Regions from separate parts of the Homo sapiens genome. Here region 1 is linked to region 2. Evidence: chromatin loops called from intact Hi-C (ENCODE). Cell type or tissue: HCT116. All regions are shown on one strand. Links, peaks and the distances in the headings refer to the core of each region. The heading gives the core; the rest is flanking DNA.

The links. Peaks named below come from ENCODE experiments on the same cell type or tissue, not always from the same donor. Only the 100,000 strongest peaks of a DNase experiment are listed, where the experiment ranks them.
Region 1: it touches region 2 in a loop (15-fold over the local background); 10 of 110 quality-filtered maps call a loop at or near these places.

The regions. Positions count from the first base shown.
Region 1 is chr1:231,010,658-231,021,252 of GRCh38, forward strand. It overlaps FAM89A (family with sequence similarity 89 member A), which reads right to left. Exons shown (of 2, transcript NM_198552.3): 2 at 8,301-9,469. The coding sequence ends at 9,206. MIR1182 (microRNA 1182) reads right to left here and starts at 9,267; the gene lies at 9,171-9,267. In HCT116, for the core only: a CTCF peak has its summit at 5,023 (motif pointing right); no DNase peak of the experiment used is centred there.
Region 2 is chr1:231,204,879-231,215,473 of GRCh38, forward strand. TRIM67 (tripartite motif containing 67) reads left to right here. Exons shown (of 10, transcript NM_001004342.5): 7 at 1,774-1,912; 8 at 4,069-4,372; 9 at 8,937-9,099; 10 at 10,497-10,595. The coding sequence ends at 10,562. Among named protein-coding and RNA genes, the nearest start is that of TRIM67-AS1, 23 kb to the left of the region's middle. RefSeq lists enhancers at 6,458-6,867, 6,988-7,047, 10,083-10,584, 10,498-10,595. In HCT116, for the core only: a CTCF peak has its summit at 6,627 (motif pointing left); a DNase peak (open chromatin) is centred at 6,683; H3K4me3 peaks cover 920 bases; H3K27ac peaks cover 296 bases.

The DNA.
Region 1 (10,595 bases), core at 1,047-9,046, 200 kb before region 2:
TTTAGTTATAAAATTGGGAACGTTCTGAAGGGGAATTTTTACATTTAGTCTTTTTAAGCCAAGACTAAATGTAAAATATTCCCTCACTCCTGAATATCCAAAAGAGGAAGAGCATTATAAACGCAAGAACCTTGGTAGGCAAAACAGGATTCTATTTCTTTATCCAATTTAACAAATATTTATATATACTATCTACTTTGTGCCAGGCACCATTTTAAGGGCTTTAAAAGTATCAGCTTGTTTAATCCCCACAGTATCCCTAGAAGATGCTTGTCAGCTAGAAGAACCCATCAGGAAGTTTTCTGAGAGTATTGGAGGAGTTTGAATAATGTGCTGGGTCTGTAGATTGAGTAATGTTGGCGTACAGTGAGTGATGATGGTGTAGACTGAGTGATAATTGTGCAGATTGAGTGATGATGGCATAGGCTGAGTGACGATGGTGCACATTGAGTGATGATTGTGTAGAATGAGTGATGATGGCATACATTCAGTGATGATAGCACAGATTGAGTGATGATATTGCAGACTGAGTGATGATTGTGTAGACTGAGTGATGATGGTGTACAATGAGTGAGTGATGATGGTGTAGACTGAGTGATGATTGCATAGACTGAGTGATGCTTGTGCAGATTGAAAAATGATGATGTAGATTGAGTGACGATGGTGCAGACTGAGTGATGATGGTACAGACTGAGTGATGATGGTGTAGACTGAGTGATGATGATGCAGACTGATGATGATTGTGTAGACTGAGTGATGACAGTGCAGACTGAGTGATGATTGTGTAGACTGAGTGATGATGGTGTAGACTGAGTGAAGATTGTGTAGGCTGAGTGATGATAGCGCAGATTGAAAGATGATGATGTAGATTGAGTGATGATGGTGTAGACTGAGTGATGATGTGTAGACTGAGTGATGATGATGCAGACTGAGTGAAGATTGTGTAGACTGAGTGATGAGTGCATAGACTGAGTGATGATTGTGTAGACTGAGTGATGATTGCATAGACTGAGTGACGATGATACAGACTGAGTGATGATGGTGTATAGACTGAGTGAAGATTGTGTAGACTGAGTGATGAGTGCATAGACTGAGTGATGATTGTGTAGACTGAGTGAGGATGGTGCAGATTGAAAGATGATGATGTAGATTGAGTGACTATGGTGCAAACTGAGTGAGGATGGCCATCATGGCAGATGAAGGACTGAGGGGAGAGAACATAGAGGTGCGCAGAAATCTGCATGAGATTCCTGCAGCTGCAGAAGCAAATGACCTCATGCTGGGTGGCTTAAAACAGCACATTCATTCTCACCAATTATGGAGTCAAGAAGTAAAAAATCAGTTTCACTGGGCCCAAATCAAGTTGTTGGTGGGGCCATACTCCCCACTGGAGGCTCTAGGGGAGAATTCATTCCTTACCTCTTCCAGCTTTCTGTGGCTGCTGCCATTGCTTGGCTTGTGGCCGCATCATTCTAATCTCTCTTCCATCTTCACATCATCTCGGTGTGAGTCAAATCTCTCTTTCTCTTTCTCTTTCTCTTTCTCTTTCTCTCTCTCCTTCTCTTGAGACAGGGTCTTGCTCTCTCACCCAGATTGGAGTGCAGTGGTGTGATCATGGCTTACTGCGGCAGCTTCGACCTCCCGGGTTCAAGTGACCCTCCCACCTCAGCCTCCTGAGTAGCTGGGACTACAAGCATGCACCCACCATGTCCAGCTAATCCTTTTTTTTTTAACAGAGATGGGGTTTCACCATGTTGCCCGGGCTGGTCTTGAACTCCTGGGCTCAAGCATCCTCCCCACTCGGCCTCTCAAAGTGCTCAGATTACTTTGGGTGTGTGAGCCACCACACCCAGCCTCCCTCTGCTTCTTTCTTATAAGGACATTTGTGATGGCATTTAGGACCCACCTGGATAATTCAGAATAATCTTCCTAAGTCAAGATCCTTAATAACCTCTGCAAAGACCCTTTTTTCAAGTAAGGTCACACTTACAAATCCCAGAGATCTTTGGGGGGGGCATTTTTCAGCCTCTCACAAAATCATCTGGCTAGTAGTATCCCTGCCAACCTACCCATCCACACACCCTCCCAAATTTGAGCAAGACTCTGCAAGGGAGCAGAACCCTTTATCTGCAGCTTCATCAAAGTTACAGAAAGGCAGATTTCAGGGCATTGCAGGAAGCTTTTTGAAAGGCACCTCAAAATGCAGTGAGCCACCTGCCCTCAGAGCTATGGCCGGATGTCTGTGATGGAGATTCCCACACTGGTCAAGAGGTGGATTTGATACAATGCTAAAGATTCCCTTGCAACATTTAAAGAAAGCCACTCTAATGCTTCCCTGTTTTCCAGAAGTCACCTTACTTGGACACCTTTGACAGAGAAACCAAGCAAACACCTGCTCTAGAGCTGAGCATTTACCATCTATCTATGGTCCTTAATTTGCATTCAAGGTCAGTACCTGACTCATTTACATTCTGCAAACAAATATGACTACTTGTCCTTCTCACAGCCAGCGCTGCTTGTGCTGATTTTATACGTGGTTTCATCTTATCTGTCCTGCCCTTGTATTCCCTTTGTCCTAATTCTAAACCCACAGTTCTTAAAATTGCATTTGGTGTTATATGAATTTTATAAAGCATCCTGGAATAATTTTAGGAACAAAGGGTACGTAAATAATATCAATCAATTTAATAAATGTATGATAAAACATAGCTCTGGTCTAGAACATGTCTCCTACCCTATGGGGCATTTTTGGACTCTTTCTCCAGCACCAAGTGGAGACAAGTTCAACTTCCAGGTCTTATGTTGGAGCTCCTTCCAATTTGAGCTTTCTGCACATGAAAATGAGTTGGTAAGGGTGGCTGAGCCTGTACAGGTTTCTGACCAATGAGACAGTCATTCAGGGTGTGTCTGATAGAAGCTTGTCAAGAGAAGTCACTTGATGATGGTGTATGACTGGAGGGGTATTGAGCTGAACCTGCCTTTCCTCATGTTTCTGCCAGAAAAGGCAAACAGAGCAAGAACTTTGGGGATCAGTCCCAAAAAGGACCAGTACCCAGTTGAGAGGTTGCTGGTCATGACATGCTTGTAATCACAGTTAACTGTGAGTTGAGCCTGGTTAGTGAGCACCCACCCTCATTCTCCAGACCTCTCCATCTAGATTCCTGAAGCACGTATGCACAGGGACACACCAAACAAACAGGTAGGATTGCTAGCTTGCCCTGCAACCTCAGATCCCTGGGGCCTTCCTACCATTGTGCTGGACTTAGGAATTTCTAACGAGCTTTCTTTCCACTTTAACACAATGTTCCATATACCATCTTTAAAAAAAAAAAAAATTATTTAGGCTGGGCGCAGTGGCTCACGCCTGTAATTCCAGCACTTTGGGGGCCAAGGCGGGTGGATCACTTCAGGTCAGGAGTTCAAGACCAAACTGGACAACAGGGTGAAACCCCATCTCTACTAAAAATACAAAAAAACTTAGCCGGTCCTGGTGACACGTGCCTGTAATCCCAGCTACTCAGGAGGCTGATGCAGGAGGATCGCATGAACCCGGGAGGCGGAGGTTGCAGTGAGCCAAGATCGCGCTGCTGCACTCCAGCCTGGGTGGCAGAGCAAGATTCCGTCTTAAAAAAAAAATTTATGTATTTGTTTTTTGAGTCAGCATCTTGCTCTGTCGCCCACGTTGGAGTGCAGTGGCACAATGTCGGCTCACTGCCACCTCCACCTTCCGGGGCTCAAGAGAACCTCCCACCGCAGCCCCCTGAGTACTTGGGACTACAGGCATGCACCACCATCCCTGGCTAATTTTTGTGTATTTTGTAGAGAAGGGGTTTTACCACGTTGCCCAGGCTTAGATACCATCTTAAATGGTCTCCTCTTTCACCCTTTCTCCCTGAGCCCCACTCTGACATCTCATCATCCTAAGGGCAAGAAAAGAAATAAAATGAAAGATAAGGTGCTCTTTTTCCTTAACTAGAACAAAACTGATCAAAGTTGTTGAGTCCTAATTTCCCATCTCTTAGGCTGTGCCCTGGAGGAACTGGGGAGAGCTCTCTGGCTGTATGGTGACTGTTCCTTTTACCATGCCTATTTATAATGCAAGCGCCCCTCCCACCAAAATCTACTTTCCTGATATAATGGTTTCTGGGGCTCCATTCCTCACTAAGCTTATTAGAGCTTCTCTATCTTGGAGATAGAATGGGAAACATTAAGATGGGGCCATTGAGCTTCTCCCTGAAATTGAGGACACAAAATTTTCCAGTTAGCATTTACCACTGTCCTCTCCTTGACTTGGGCATCTGCATCCTAGGCTATAACATCTTCCTTAGTATTGCTTCATGCTTTTATTTTTGCTAAGATTGCTTTGCTGGCCTTGCTCAACATTTTTTGTTGTTGTTGTTGTTGTTGTTGTTTTGAGACGGAGTCTCGCTCTGTCGCCCAGGCTGGAGTGCAGTGGCGCTATCTCGGCTCACTGCAACTTCCACCTCCTGGGTTCAAGCGATTCTCCTGCCTCAGCCTCCCGAGTAGCTGGGACTGCAAGTGTCTGCCACCACACCCAGCTAATTTTTGTATTTTTAGTAGAGACGGGGTTTCACCATATTGGCCAGGCTGGTCTCGAACTCCTGACCTTGTGATCCCCCCGCCTCGGCCTCCCAAAGTGCTGGGATTACAGGTGCGAGCCACCGCACCCGACCTTTGCTCAACATTCTATAGATGCCGAGCTTGTTTGTTTAAGTTCTCCAGGGGATCAGTCAGGAGAACTAGGTAGGAAGCTGGGCTTTAGGAACTTGTCTTTACTTTACCAGTGGCCAGAGAAGTTGGGAGGGCTGAGGTACGGTGGAAAAGTAATGCATTCCTATCACAATTGGCTAGAACAGAGGGATCAGCCAGGCTGTTTGGTGAAGCTGTTTCCAAGGCCCATACTAGGTGGCGGGAAGGCCCACACTCCTGTAGCTTTTTCACTCTCATGAAACCGTCATCCAGCAGGGGTCAGCTGTTCATCAGGTGCAACTTCCAGATGTTATCTTCCAGAGGTTATCATAACCTCTATTACCTCCCAATAGAATAAATCTCTCTGAGCTGAAAATATACTCAATCATGAAGACAAGAAGACCGTACATGCTTGGAGGTTTAGATTTTTGAAGTTTTCTTTGGGCAGAAAGATGACATGAAATGGCCAACTCACCTACGGCGAAGTGACTTAAGATGCTGTAGAGCCTTCCCATCATCTACACACTTGGCATATATTCCTAACAACAGGATCTGAAAGAAACTAGGCCTGTCCACATGGAAGTCAGACCAAGATTTGATTTTTTTTAAATTACACAATAAATCATTAAATAGTAAAGCACTGTCACATAAGATTAAAGGGTTATACTCGACAATCTCTCTAGATTATATTGCAGCACTTGCCTGTGCCTTAAATGCAGACGGAGCACAAACTGCATCTGAGAAGGAACTCCAGCTCTGCCTGTATTTAGCCATGACCTTCAGCAAATCATTTAACCTGTGTTTTCATGATAGAAATGAAAATGTCCACTTGAACCCAGGAGGCAGAGGCTGCAGTGAGCCAAGATCGCGCCACTGCACTCCAGCCTGGTAACAGAGACTCTGTCTAAAAAAAAAAAAAAAAAAAAAAAAGGCAATGAAAATGTTTTATGAAATACAACACTAGACATAAAAGTCTGGGTGGGAGTTTGATTATGCCACTCTGTCAGGCTTCTCACTCTTCCTTGTAAAGAACTTATGCATCCTTCAAAGCTGACTCAGATGTTATTATGGTAATACTTAACCATATGGGTTGGGCTGTTTGTGTAACTGCCACATCTGCCCAAGGCTCTTCATGTTATTCTTGGTGCCTGGACCAATGTGACCCGGAGAAGTGCTAAATTAAATATTAGTTGAAAAAGTTATATCAGCCTAGGTTGGGACAAATGAAAGCGACAAGTCGATTAGTTGAATACGAATTCTACTAGGGACACAGAGGAACTGCACCTTATCTGTGGATTGCAAGGCTTGAATTATTAACAATTCTGGGTTCACTGCACATATGCTGTGGAAAGCTATCGACTCTGCTTTGACTACTATGTGCTTTGCCTTACAGAATAAATCATGGTTCTTTCAGCTTTCATCAGTTAATGCGGGATTGCCTTACCATCTCTCTGTTGGGCACTGAGTATAACCTCAAGAATAGCAGAGAAAGTCCCACTCTGAGGTGGCAATAATATGATTTATACCAGGTGGCAATAAAGGACACCTTTTATAAAGAAATTATATTACAAAACATTTTATAGTTTTGCAAATATTAAATTCCTTGCCAAGCTGTATTCACATTATACTTGGAGTAACAGTTTCGGGTTATTTACATGTTTTAAGTGGAGTACCAAGAAATGTGGTGGTTATTGTATACACGTGCATCTTCATCATAGGAACGAGGAATGTGCTGGCCCTTCCCAGCAGCAAGGGAGAGGCCCCTGGCCTGCCTCGACTCATTCCACTTCTAACTCTGACAGACTATCCAGCAATAGTGAGATGAAAGCCCCAAAACTCAAAAGCACAATGAATCACTGCAGTTCCAGAACAGCCTAGAGGCAGCAACCCAGGGAAGGGAGCCATTCTGAACCATGAGTTCCCCCAAGCCTGAACTTGTCCTTCGAGCTTCACTCCCTTGCTATTGTTGACCCATTCTGAAAGGACTGGGGTCTCCTAATCATGCCCTGGGGCCCACTCTTCCGCAGTGCTGAAGGAGATCCTGGTAGCCCTCTATGGAGAGGTGGTCTCCAAGTGCTAGGCACTGGGCCGACAGAAAGCTGCTTCCCAAGCTTTGTGAAAGGAATCATCAGAGGCATCTTAAGAGGCAGGGGCTGATTCAGCAAGGCTGGGGTGCTTTGAGATTGTCCATGTCTGATCTACGCACCACGCTTTGAACACTATGTAGCTGAAGGACTGTATCTCAACATTTCTACACATTAGAATCACCTGGGAGGCTTCCTCGATCCATAGAGGCGCCCACGCCTCACTCCTACTTAAATCCAGACTAGGCATGCAGGGTGCTGGAGCCCAGGCATCAGTATTTTTCTTTTTTTTCTTTTTTTTGAGATGGAGTCTCACTCTGTCACCAGGCTAGAGTGCGGTGGCACGATCTCGGCTCACTGCAACTTCTGCCTCCTGGGTTCAAGTGATTCTCCTGCCTCAGCCTCCCGAGTAGCTGGAACTACAGGCACGCACCACCATGTCTGGCTAATTTTTGTATTTTTAGTAGAGACGGGGTTTCACAATGTTGGCCAGGATGGTCTCAATCCCCTGACCTTGTGATGTGCCTGCCTTGACCTCCCAAAGTGCTGGAATTACAGGCGTGGGCCACCGCGCCCAGCCCTAGGCATCAGTATTTTTCTAAACATTCCCCAGGTGATTCTTAAAGTGGCCAGGTTCAAGAACAGCTGATCTAAAGGTTCAACTCACTGTAAGCATGGAACAGCCTCAAAGGAACTTCCTGCAAGTGATCCAGACTTAACTCTGTTGGTCTTAACTGCTTTTAATTTTCTTGTCCCCACTGACCAGTTATGTGCTGAAGGCAATTAATTGCCACCTCTCATTTTAACTCCTTTCAACAGAGGAAATAAGCAGGCGTATTCCTCCTTCTCTGTATCTCACCCCAGTTCCTGACCCAGGGTGTACTTGACAGGTTAACACTTGGCGATGCATGACATTGAGGTGCCTTCCTCTCCCTAACCTGAAGGACGCTCTAGTGAGCAATTATCACACCAAAAGAAAGATGAAGGAGTCTGCAGCATTCAAAGACAGAAGAGCAGCCAGGCATGGTGGCTCACACTTGTAATCCCAGCACTTTGGGAGGCCGAGGCGGGTGGATCACGAGGTCAGGAGTTCAAGACCAGCTAGGACAACACAGTGAAACCCCATCTCCATTAAAAATACAAAAATCAGCTGGGCGTGGTGGCAGGCGCCTGTAATCCCAGCTACTCGGAAGGCTGAGGTGGGAGAATTGCTTAAACCCAGAGAGGCAGAGGTTGCAGGGAGCCAAGATCGTGCCACTGCACTCCAGCCTAGGCAGCAGAGCTAGACTCCGTCTCAAAGAAAAAAAAGAGCACTGAGAACCAGCTGTAAATGGTGATCTACTCTTGCTAAAACGATTCCTTAAGCTCAACAGAGTCAATCTTGTTTCAAATGCATTTAGTGGCAGAAAAACAAACTAATTTTCTTTCATTATTTGACTGGACTCAATGCATTCAAGTCATGAAAGTTGATGATTCCAAATTCAGAATAAAATAACACATGACACAGATAGTTTAGCATTTTATCCTCATTTTTAACCTACAAAGTGTAATGTTCTCATAAAGTATTTTAATAAATATATTAAGGCTTAAGGTAATTACTGGTTTGAGTGGCGGGTGGTTTGCTTTCTAGCACACTAGTTTACATTCGGAATCTTAAAAATGAAAACATTTGCCATCTTACAGTGAGTGATACATCACATTGGCTTGCCCCAGTTTTTGTGTTCTTTTTTTTTTTTTCACTATTCAACATGTCTTCGTATTATCTTCCTTCCTCTCGTATCTGATAGACAAAGAATGATATAAAATTTTGGTTGAAAAAAGCCAGTTGATTGGGATGACTAGAAATGTTAACTTTTTCAGTAAAAAGCTTTCACCGAATCACTGGGCAGTTAGTAATGCAGCTTACAAATAAATAAAGCTGAGGCGAGAGGTTTAAACAGCAAGAAAAGCTGCAGAGCATATTGAGGAAGGGAAGCAGTGAAATGGTGGTTTTAATACATCCCAAACTGGAAGCAAGAACCCTAACACAAAGAGGATTGGAATACTCTACCATCTGTAAGGAAGTAGCTAGCTACAAGCCACCTCACACAAAACACCCACTAAGGCCTTTCACCGAGATCCTCTTGTTATATTCTCATTATGAATCCCCAGCAGGTGCACCTCAATAAATAGGTGTGGAGGATACTGCTGAGGACCTCTAGGTCACCTAAGCAGAAACTGCTGCCATCAAAGCAGACTGCCACCATGCATCCGCGGAGAACTCCCTGCCTACAAATGAAACTGGTAGCGCTCATCCCCTGTGCCCGAGGACCGTCCACAACGGAGGTGCTTTCTTGCAAGAGAAGCAGCAAATGATGACAGCGTGTCCAGTAGGAAGGGCTTCCCAACAGTCACATCCCTCCCAAGACCCTCTAGATGGACTCCAGAATCCAGTCGCTGCTGGAGAGGGAGGAGACAGGCAGTGACAAGTCCCGAGGAGGGCCTCGGTCCCTCCTGTCGTGCAGGGAGTTCTGCTCCTGGAAATATTCCTCCTCTTCATCGAAGAAGCCGTTCTCCAGAGCGTAAGTGCAGTCTGGGCTGGAGGCTGCCTGGCATGCCCCCTTGTACTCCTGAATCGACTCGTAGAGGCTGTACAGTTGGCAGAGCAAGGACATGTCCAGCTGGCGGAGACCAACCTTGAGGGAAGGGGTGGGGAGGTAAAAAACGAGAAGTCAGCACTTGAGTTTAATTTCAGTGGAACACTCAGCCGGCGATCTGCGCCTGCCAGCACATTCCTTCCACACGGCGCATGATTCAGAGCATCACTCGGATGCTTTGGATTTCCAGTTTTGAGAACACCTTAATTGTGTTATGCCCATACCTCAGACGTTACTCATTGAGTCCAGTGAGGATCGCATCTGTGGGGCAACCAGGGCAGCCTGCAGAATTTACCCTGGCGCTCCTGAGTGTGCCTGATGAAGCAACAGCACTGCATATTCTAGTGGCCCCACCTGCTTTCACTTTGGACGCCAAGAAACGAGTGTGTCACTTCCTCTCCCAATCAGACTCGGAGAAGACCCACATTGGCCTTCCCTGCTACTGCGTTAGGATCTGACTGATGCAGTCATTCTCAACTCCCAGGGGCAACAGAATGCCCTTTGCCAGTGACAGCAGCTGGCCAACGTGACATCCCCCTGGAGCACCCACCTCTGTGCAGTTCAGTGGTCAGAGGTTACACTGCCTCCCTCTCCTCCAGGCAGGGTCAGTCTTATCCCAGATGGTTCTGGGATCCCTCCCCAGAGTAACTGACTGAATATGAGGAAGCCCTGGAAGATGAAGGGCTCTACAGTTCCTCCTGAAAACTAGCCCCACAAAAACAAGCAGCAAAAGAACACAGAACATTTATAAAAGTCATATACTTGTTTATCTTCCAGTTCCTCCCTCCCCCACCACCCATCCCAGAGAAAAGAGCACGGTCACAGTCAGAACAGGAAATGCATCGTTTACACCAATACCAAAGAGAGAACAGTTAAGCCTCTTGGAAATGCAGCATAGACCAGCATCGGTGCCTCTTAACCTTTAAAGTGCATGAGAACCACCCGGGGATCTTGTTCAACAAGCAGACTCTGATTCAGTGGGTCTGGGGCCACTGGATGGCTGTGCTTCCACCAAGCCCCTATGGTGATTCCGTGCTATGCTGCTGTTCCACAGACCCTGCTCTGAATGGCAACGGGAAGAAACTCAAGAAGACACCAGGGGACCTGCCTTCGGCTTCTTGGCCCCTGAGCAAGGTATTTATCACCTTCATCTCCGTGCCTTGGT
Region 2 (10,595 bases), core at 2,116-10,115:
AAAATACAGGAATGTAAGAATTATGGAAATAATTGCAGCACTTCCGTGGGAATTACTGAGTCCCATGTGAATATGGGCCAATTAGGGAGGTAAGATGAGATAGCTTGAGCCGGGTCACTGAGTGCAGACCCCAGTCACTCCTGTTGTGCAAATCAGCCAAGAACTGAAAGAGCTCGTCCACCCGAAACCAAGAGGAGAGCCAGTATTTTTGAAATGGGAAGAAAGAAAAGGCTGTTGGGAAATATTAAAAGAAGCAGCCACAGAGCTTAAAAATGGTCCCTCCTCTTTGAGACATGGCCACTAACAAAAGCTAGACCTAAGGGCTAGGGTTTATAAGGAAGAGGGTCTTACAGTAGGAAAAGTGTGGATGTTGCATGCAGACAGACCTGGATTTGAGCTGTGGCTCCTATATGGATTAGCTGTGATCTTAGACCACATTATTTAATTAGCAGAAAATAATGACATGGGAGAGGCAAAAGGCTATGCATTTGGGGGGTTGAATAGGACAAAGGTAACTTTGAAGCTAATGGAGAACAAGATCAATCTTTAGAAAAGTATCTTTGGGGGCCAGGCACGGTGGCTCACACCCGTAATCCCAGCACTTTGGGAGGCCAAGGCGGATGGATCACTTGAGGTCAGGAGTTTGAGACCAGCCTGGTCAACATGGTGAAACCCCATCTCTACTTAAAATACAAAAATTACCCGGGCATGGTGGCGGATGCCTGTTGTCCCAGCTACTCTGGAGGCTGAGGCACAAGGATCACTTGAACTTGGAAGGCAAAGATTGTAGTAAGTCAAGATTACACCACTGCACTCCAGCCTGGGTGACAGAGTAAGACTCTGTCTCAAAAAAAAAAAAAAAAGGAAAGAAAGAAAAGTATCTTTGAGGCCAGATGCAGAAATGTCTCACCCTTTGGAAAGACCAGAAAACAGCAGCTCCAGGAGGGCTAAGGAGTGGAAGATGCCAGCCTCAGGTGTGGGAGGAGACAAAGAAGTGGATGTGCCCGTGGCTCAATAGTCTTGTTGACCAGGTAGACCTTGGCAGAGTCAGGATGTTCCTGGTCAGTATCCTGGCTGGCTGCAGACCCAGGAAGCTTGCCTCACCAGGACCCCATCACGCCTCGCCGCCTCGCAGGCAGAGGGGCCGGGCAGCCAGTAGTAAGGCATTCATGCCCAAGTTGGTCAAGTTCTGTGAGCCAGCCATGACTGAATGTAATTTCCCTTTTTAATAACTTCTATTTGGTAAGAATTTTTTTTTTAATTTTTTGGCTGGGCATGGTTGCTCACACCTGTAATCCCAGCACTTTGGGAGGCCAAGGCAGGAGGATCACCTGAGGTCAAGAGTTCGAGACCAGTCTGGCCAACAAATAGGGAAACCCCATCTCTACTAAAATATATATATATATATATAAATTAGCTGGGCATGGTGGTGCATGCTTGTAGTTCCAGCTACTTGGGAGGCTGACGCAGGAGAATCACTTGAACTCGGGAGGCGGAGGTTTTGGTAAGCCGAGATCACGCCACTCCACTCCAGCCTGGCAACAGAGCAAGACTCTGTCCCTCAAAAAAATAAAAACAAAAATTGTTTAGAAATGGGGCCCTGCAATGTTGTCCAGGCTGGACTCAAGCGATGCTCCCACCTCAGCTTCCTGAGTAGCTGGGACTACACCTGGCAACAGCACTTTTAATGTCAATGTGTTTCCAGAAGCCATTTGCTAAGAGGAGCTTTCCAAATGCTAGAGGAGCCTGGTGAGCAGCATTGCTCTCTTTCAGGAAGTGTACGTCGGTAAGGAGACTTTGTGTACCATCGACGGTCTTCACTTCAACAGCACCTACAACGCCCGAGTCAAAGCTTTCAACTCTTCTGGTGTCGGGCCTTACAGTAAAACTGTCGTCCTGCAGACATCCGATGGTGAGCATCGGGATCTCTTAGTGGGAAGAACAGATTCATCATTTTATCCAGTGACAACCAGACAGCCACTTGTGGCAGCTATGATGATGGGGTAGGGGTGGGGGGTGGTGCTGGGCACGGCTGGGTTCTCCAAGGGCGTGCCCTTCTGGGACCACAGGCGGGCTCCCAAAGGACAAAGATTGACTCCTAGGGCCAACCCACATTTCATCCCGTGGACCAGGGGAAAGGATGAGCTGCTGAAGATGGGGGAGGGAGGAAGTGCAGGGCCGGAGGGGCCGGTTGAGGTGCATACGCCTCACCCTGCTCTGCACACACAGCTCTTTGCTGCACCCACATGGCCTACAAGCCACGAAAGAAACATTCATTTACCCCATTGTGCTGGACTAAATGTGAAGTAGCTAAGGGAGGCTAAACTTCTCCCACTTCTCAAGGGCTGAGGAGTGAGTAGGACAGTCCCAGACAAGAAAACTCCACGATAGATGCAGTGGGCCCACACCAGTCCCTACATTTGAGCCTTTCTCACAGCGGAAAAGTGCCCTTTAATCCCCAGCATCAGAGCTCACATCCAGTGATTTATACACCTACCTGCAGCCTTTTAGGTCTTGGGCAACAACAGCATGTTGATATTAATTCAGTGGAATTTTGATCATCTGAGTTCTTAGCAGAGAGCAATGAGAGAAATAGGAATCACATTCCAAAGAGAGTTCTGCTCCCCCAGGTGTGGCCCAGCCCAGGCTGCAGAGGCAGTTTCCAGCTCCCCACTGCCTCCAAGAAGAGGGCAAATCGTGCATTCATTGTTATCATTTAGTCCACACATCCTCTGACTGCCACAGCTGGATGGTCTCCTAGAGGCAGGGAGGAGTAGGAGCATGAGCAGATGCTGGTGTCAAAAGGCCCAGCCAGGGACACTTTTCTGAAAATGATGCCACCTGCAGAGTCACTTTGTACACCCCTAGAGGAGAGCTCGCTAGCTTCTGCCTCTAGACTCTCCTGCCTGCCCAGAGATGAGCGGTCCTTGCCCTGTGCATTGTGGTCATGACTTTAGAGTAAGGGACTCACTTCTATCAACCTGGGGGGTTGGGGAGCAAAAGGGGGCACCACCTGATGGGCTGCAAAATGGAGAATTGAGCTTTGTGATTTTGGCCACATCACTTCACCTCTCTGTGTCTCAAATCTCCCACCCATGAGGTGGCTCATCAATATCGATTTCCTCCTGTACTTTTTTTTTTTTTTTTTTGAGATGAAGTCCCACTCTGTTGCCCAGGCTGGAGTGCAATGGCACAATCTTGGCTCACTGCAACCTCTGCCAACCTGTTCAAGTGATTGTCCTGCCTCAGCCTCCCAAGCAGCTGGGACTATAGGCGCCCACCACCATGTCCAGCGAATTTTTTTTTTTTTTTTGAGACAGAGTCTTGATCTGTCGCCCAAGCTGGAGTGTAGTGGCGTGATCATGGCTCACTGCAAGCTCTGTCTCCCAGGTTCACACCTTTCTCCTGCCTCAGCCTCCCGAGTGGCTGGGACTACAGGCACCTGCCACCACGCCCGGCTAATTTTTTTGTATTTTTAGTAGAGACAGGGTTTCACTGTGTTAGCCAGGATGGTCTTGATCTCCTGACCTCGTGATCCTCCCGCCTCGGCCTCCCAAAGTGCTGGGATTACAGGTGTGAACCACCATGCCCGGCCACGAATTTTTGTATTTTTAGTAGAGACGGAGTTTAACCATGCTGGCCAGGCTGGTCTCAAACCGCTGACCTGAGGTGATCCACCCACCTCGGCTTCCCAAAGTGCTGGGATTACAGGCGTGGACCACTGCTCCCAGGCTATTTCCTCCTGTATTTCTAACTGTGAGCATTTGGAAGGGTTTTAGAAACCAAGACCAGAAAATGCATCTAGATTTGAGGTTTTGAGGCCTGAAAATCCTTGGCAAGGCCAGGCTCGTAGGGCTGGCAACTTGGATGAACACAGAGCAGGGAGTGTGTGCATGTGTGTACGTTTGTGTGTGTGTGCACGTGTGTGGTAATCATACAGGAAAGACCCTTCACTTCTGGGTGCCGACTTTCTAACAGAAGCGAATGTGTTTGTGTCTCTGAGCCGGTTAGAAACTACTAGCAAATTCCATCCCCTGACCCTGCTCCTCTCACCTCCTCCCTTTTTAGTGGCCTGGTTCACATTTGACCCCAACTCTGGGCATCGGGACATCATTTTATCCAATGACAACCAGACAGCCACCTGCAGCAGCTATGACGACCGGGTGGTGCTGGGCACAGCTGCGTTCTCCAAGGGCGTGCACTACTGGGAGCTGCACGTGGACCGGTACGACAACCACCCAGACCCCGCCTTCGGGGTGGCCAGGGCCAGCGTGGTCAAGGACATGATGCTGGGCAAGGATGACAAGGCCTGGGCCATGTATGTGGACAACAACCGCAGCTGGTTCATGCACTGCAACTCCCACACCAACAGGTGCGATTGGGCCCCATCCTGCCTCCCGTGGACACAGGTTGTTTGGGAATGAGGGTCCTGAAGACCAGTGTCCCTTCTGCTGTCCCCAAAGCCAGGAGGAATTGAGAGGAGGTATTTTCAGCCACTTTGGTCTCCATTTTCTAGGAGGCCTTCACTCTGCCCATATAGAACTGGCCTGCAGCCCAGATGAGGGTATGTTATGGTGACTCTCACAGCACCCGCACAGATGGGTCTCCCAAGTTACCCAGCGGGCCACACGGTGGTCCTCTGCTGGGATATGGAGCTCGTAGTTTTCTTTCTGGTACGGCTTCACTTTCCTTTTCAACTGTCAACCCAAGCTTGGGTTGCTGCAGGGTGTTAATGGGCACCACTGGGGCTGGTGTCCTCACAGCTGTGACCAGGTCATTGCCACTAACTTGCCTGCAGTGATCCTGGCCACTGCCCTGGTCTCATGTGGGCTTGAGCCTCGGCAGGGCCGGGCCCTTGACAGGGCAGTAGCAGAGGGCATGGCTGGGGTGCTCACTACTAACGAGCCTGCCAAGGGTGCCCACAGCTGTGGCTTTGCCCTGAGACTGGCCCTGGGAGTAGGGTCACCAGCATGGACACAGGAGACTCAGGTCCTGGCCTGTGAAACTACTGGGACCTCTGTTAGGAGGGCAGATGGGGATGGGTCCTCCAGGGCTGCCCCTGAGGCCTGGGCTTCTCTAGGGTGCCTTGGTCTCTCTCCTCAGACACAAAGAAGGCAGTGCCCCCCCAACACCCCTGCACCATAGCTCTGTACTCTTTCTCCTCTCCCAGGGATTTTGTGCTCACACCTGGCCAGCATGTGGGGATGGACGTGGGGGTGAAGAATCCCCAAGGCCAGAAATGGAGAGTTGCAAGTTGCAGCCACCTGAAGCCACCTCCTTGCTATGGAGCCTTGCTCCTGGTCTGCTAAGGGCCATCTCCCCAGCAGGAAGGGGTGAGGAACTTCAAGAGCTGACCTTGACTTCGCTGGGCCCCAGCCCCAGGCAAAATTGACCCGGAGGCTCTCAGTGCTCTGGGCCCACCTGCAGCTCCTATAACAGCCCCTGGGGCACCTTCCCGCAGAGGAAGGACCAGCTTCTTCTTTCTCAGGGAAGCCACGTCTAATCTGGGCCAGGGACTTGCCTGAGGGCCCTCAGGACCCCATCTGCTTGCCTCTTTGCTTGTAGGCAGGGCCCCTTCTCTCCTGAGTCCTGGGGAAGAGGCGGGCAGCTCTGTGCCTCTGCCCGGACACTGCAGGCTGGCCACTCTCCCTCCCACCCACAGAGGGGCCAAGTCCAGGCCCATCAGCTCCGTCTCTGCTTGCTTAAACCAAACTGGCACCCAGATACCCTGTTTGCTGGCAGGAGTGATAACAAGAAGCATTTATCAAACCCTTACTTGTGCTCAATGCTGTAGGAAGCACTCGATGTATCTGAGCTCATTTAATCCTTGCAAAGGTACTATTATTGTTGCCATTTTACAGATTATAAAACTGGGGCTTAGGCTGGAATGGTGGCTTGCACCTGCAATCCCAGCACTTAAGGAGGCCGAGGCAGAAGGATTGCTTGAGCCCAGGTGTTTGAGACCAGCCTGGGCAACTTAGTGAGACCCTGTCTCTGTAAATAATAGTAATTTTAAAAATTAGCCAGGCATGGTGCTGTGTACCTGTAGTTTCAGCTACTTGGGAGGCCGAGGCAGGAGGATCGCTTGTGCCCAGGAGTTCAAGACCAGCCTGGGCAATATAGTGAGACCCTCCTCTCTACCAAAAAAAAAAAATATATATATATATATATATTTTGTTTGTTTGTTTAATATATATATTAAAAAGCCTGGGCTTAGGAAGGTCAGACAACGGCTCGGGTCACGCGGCTAGTTGATACTGTCAGGGTTGAGCCCAGGACCCCAGCCTTGGTTTGTGTGGTGCAGACTCCCCAGCTCTCCTGGCCATTGGCCACCACACCCCTCCCAAGGGCTGCGGAGCACTTCTTGGGCCTTTGCTGTCTTTGACAGCCCCTTGGTGCCACCTCAGTAAGAAAAGCAGAAGGGAAGTGAGGCCATGAGAAGGTAGAGAGAACCTGCCCCTGTCTGCATGTCCTCCCACCCTCGGATGTGGATCGGGTAGGGTAAGCGCTATCTGGGAGGAAGCCGAGGCAGCCGGGAAGTTGGACCCCAGAGCTGACTGGGGGCCTGAGGCTTTGCTTAGGTTGGACTCATTCCTGCACCTCCCATGGGTCACTACCGCCACCCGGTGGTCGGTGTCCAAATAGCATCAACAGTGCGGTTTTAGTTTCCTTCTCCCACCTGCCGGATCCCGCCCCGGGCACCCTCGGGGGAAACCCTGCCTTCTCCGGAAACACCTGTCTGGGCCGCCCACCAAGTCCTCCTCGGGACTTCCTGTCGTGAATCCTCGCTGCTCACCTTCCCTCTGCCCTACCAGCAGCGTCCAGCAGATCAACTCATTATCAATCTGGAAGGACAAACATGGTTTTCTTAGCAGAGTGGCGCTGCTAAGGTTAAGGCTAAGACCTCAGCCCTGAGCGGGCGCGGTGGCTCAAGCCTGTGGTCTCAGCTACTCAGGAGGCTGAGGCAGGAGGATCCCTTGAGCCCAGGAGTCCAAGACCAGCATGGGCAACATAGTGAGGCCCTCGTCTCTATAAAATAATTTAAAAATTAGCCGGGCATGGTGTGTGCCTGTAGTCCTGTTGTACCTAGGCGAGTTAAGGAAACGCTACACTTTGAGACGAATTAAGAGTCCTTTATTAAGCCGGTGGCCAAAGAGACAGCTAATGCTCAAAATTCTCTCGGCCACGAGTAACGAGCTCGATTAACTTTTATACTTAGGTTTAGGAAGGGGAGGGGGACTCAAATGTAATAATTCTACAGAAGTAAAAACATGCAAGAATCAAAAGAAGCAAAATAGTTACAGAGAGATAAACAACTTGAAAGACAAATAGTTACAAGAAGAGCAACGGTACCAGGTGCAAGGTTCTAAATCTTTCATTATAATTAGATATAAGGTCTATGCCGGACACGAACTCAAGGTTTTATGTTGTTATCTCTTAGAGAAAAATCCTAAGAACTTCATACATTGTTGGTGTTAGTACCTTATCAGTTAATTGGGCTCTTTTGAAATGCTGAGGATCTGTTTACCCAGGCCAACTCCTTACGGAAGGGGGTTAGGTGAGGAGCCTTTAGTGTCTTGTAAATTAAAAGGTCAATTGGAGTTTGTCCAGCCTTCCCAGCTAGAGAGAGTCTTATTTACATGAGAAGCAAGGCTAGGTGATTAAAGAGACAAGCAGGACAAAATTCAAAGTAACAAGTTAGAGTAAAAAGGTTAGGCGTTTCAGTCCCAGCTATTCGGGAGGCTGAGGTGGGAGGATCCGTTGAGCCCAGGGGTTCCAGGCAACGGTGAGCCATGATTGCACCACTGCCTGGGCCACAGGGAGAAACAGCCACTCTAAAACAAAAAACCACCTCAAGGAAGGGAAGGAGAGTCTGCAGGATTCGGCCCATGGGAGAAGATGTGGTCAGCCAAGCCCCCCCTTGGGAGCATGTTCCTTACTTTTATTATAGATTCACTTCCACCGAGTGGATGTGAATTCTTACCACCTACAAAGTACGACGTTGCCAACACTGATCAAGAGCACAATGGACATTCTCAACGTTCCGCTATTGGTCACCTGAGGGATAATGACTGCGACAGAGGACTTGATTTCAACTTCAGCACCCTTCTGCCTGCCATACGCTGCTTTTTGAGGGACCCTAGGATGTTTCTGGGAAGATGAGCCAATGTTGAGTAGGGGCCTTTCAAAATTTCCTGAAGGCCTGGATGTCCACATCTTCATCGACCTCAGCATCCTCACTTGCCTAAAACAGAAAAGGGCGCCAAGTCAGTTATTTTCTTTGGCAGGAAAAGGTGCCTTTCTTACCCATTCTCCATGCTCCACAGTTTCAAATGGGACCTTCTCATCAAAACCCGAATTTTCTAGTGCGCAGATCCCAGATGCTGTCAGAAAGAGGGGGTTGAACAGCCTGGAGGTGTTCCTCTAGGGGAGTCTTCATCATGGCCTGTTAACAAGGTGTGTCCACTGTGAGAGAAGGCTCATGTGCCCAGGAGAGCACCTCACCACCACCTTGGGGACTATGTTTAAGTGAGGTTGTTCCCAGCATCCTATATATAATTTTCTTGGCCGGGTACAGTGGCTCATGCCTTTAATCCCAGCACTTTGGAAGTCCAAAATGGGAAGATCGCTTGAGCCTAGGAGTTCAAGACCAGCCTGGGTAACATAGTGAGACTCCTATCTCTACAAAAAACACAAACAAAATTAGCTGGGTCTCATGTCATGCGCCTGTAGTCCCAGCTACTCGGGAGGCTGAGGTGGGAGGATCTCCTGAGCCTGGGAGGGCGAGGCTGTTGTGCACCGAGATGGCGTCACTGCACTCCAGCCTGGGTGACAGAGTGAGACCGTGTCTCTAAATAAGTAAATAATTCTCCTGAGTTATCACCTACATCCCAGGCTGGGTGTGGTGATGGTCTTCCTGGGGACTCTCTTCCCAGGACGGAAGGTGGCGTGTGCAAGGGGGCCACCGTGGGCGTGCTGCTGGACCTGAATAAGCACACTCTCACCTTCTTCATCAACGGGCAGCAGCAGGGCCCCACAGCCTTCAGCCACGTGGACGGGGTCTTCATGCCAGCCCTCAGCCTCAACCGCAACGTGCAGGTACACACCTCCCCAGGGCCGGACCTGGTCTGGCTGCTCCCAACTGTTTGCCACAGGTCTCTGCAGTGCCCTTGGGCAGAGTGGGCCATAAAGAAGCTGACCACAGAGCCTTCCCAGACAGAGCTTATCAACTGGCCTGCCTTGGACATTTCCTGGAGGCGTTCCGTTCTAACCTGTTCACTTGGGACACCCAGGGGCCCTAAGGTGGCAGCTTCTGGAGACGCAGACCTCAGGACTGAGCTCAGTCCCTGGGGAGTGCTGGTAGCTCAGGAGGCCTGAAACAGAGAGAGACAAGAATGAGAGCCCAGGAGGGTGTGAGGAAGGGAGAAACACGGAGGTGCCATCCTTCGTCTTAGTAGAGTCCTCCTCCCCTTGGGATGGGGAGTTGGAGTGTGGGGAGCAAGGTCCTGTTTTGTGGCCCTGAATATTGAGGAGTCTACATCAATCACTGATTGATCGATTCGATCCTCTACTCATTTGCAAAAGGGATTTGTGGCAACCTAAAAGATAGGCTTATGGCCGGGCGCGGTGGCTTACGCCTGTAATCCCAGCACTTTGGGAGGCCAAGGCAGGCGGATCACGAGGTCAGGAGATCGAGACCATCCTGGCTAACACGGTGAAACCCTGTCTCTACTAAAAATACAAAAAAAAAATAGCTGGGCATGGTAGCGGGTGCCTGTAGTCCCAGCTACTCAGGAGGCTGAGGTAGGAGAATGGCATGAACCCGGGAGGCGGAGCTTCCAGTGAGCCGAGATCGCACCACTGCACTCCAGCCTGGGTGATAGAGCGAGACTTCATCTCAAAAAAAAAAAAAAAAAAAAAAAAGATAGGCTTAGGCTTGGCCTGACATGGTGGCTCACGCCTGTAACTCCAGTACTTTGGGAGGCCATGGCAGGAGAATCGCTTGAGCCCAGAAGTTTGAGACCAGCCTGGGGAATGAACAAGACACCATCTCTACCAATGAACAGATAAGCTTTTTTTAATCCAAAAAATAAGAGGTTGGCTATAATTCCTCACAGTTAATAGAATGGGTTTAATAGGAAAGGAAAGAAGGTCATGGCTAGAAAGTAGACACAAATATGTAACCACGGGAGCCAGTGCGTGAGAGCCGTGCTCCTGTGATGGCGTCTACTTTGCCCAGCTGTGGCAGCTCTGGCAAAATGAGGAACCAGTCAGCTGGGTGATTCTTATTATGAGGAAAGAGGTGCAAACCAACATAGCCTTTAATTAGGAATACTGGGGGACGTAATATTCAACAGTCCACAGCAGCCCTGAGCTATTGCATGGATGGCCCTGGAGCCAGCAGGGGATCCTGCCGGTGTCTGCGGTGCTGTCAGAGCCCTCAGGGTCCCTGCGGCAGCCTCTCCCACCCTCACTTGCCCTGTCTTCTTTTCCAGGTCACCCTGCACACAGGATTGGAAGTGCCGACTAACCTGGGGCGGCCAAAGCTGTCAGGCAATTAGCCCCGCTCCAGCTCGGCACTGTGCCTGTGACAG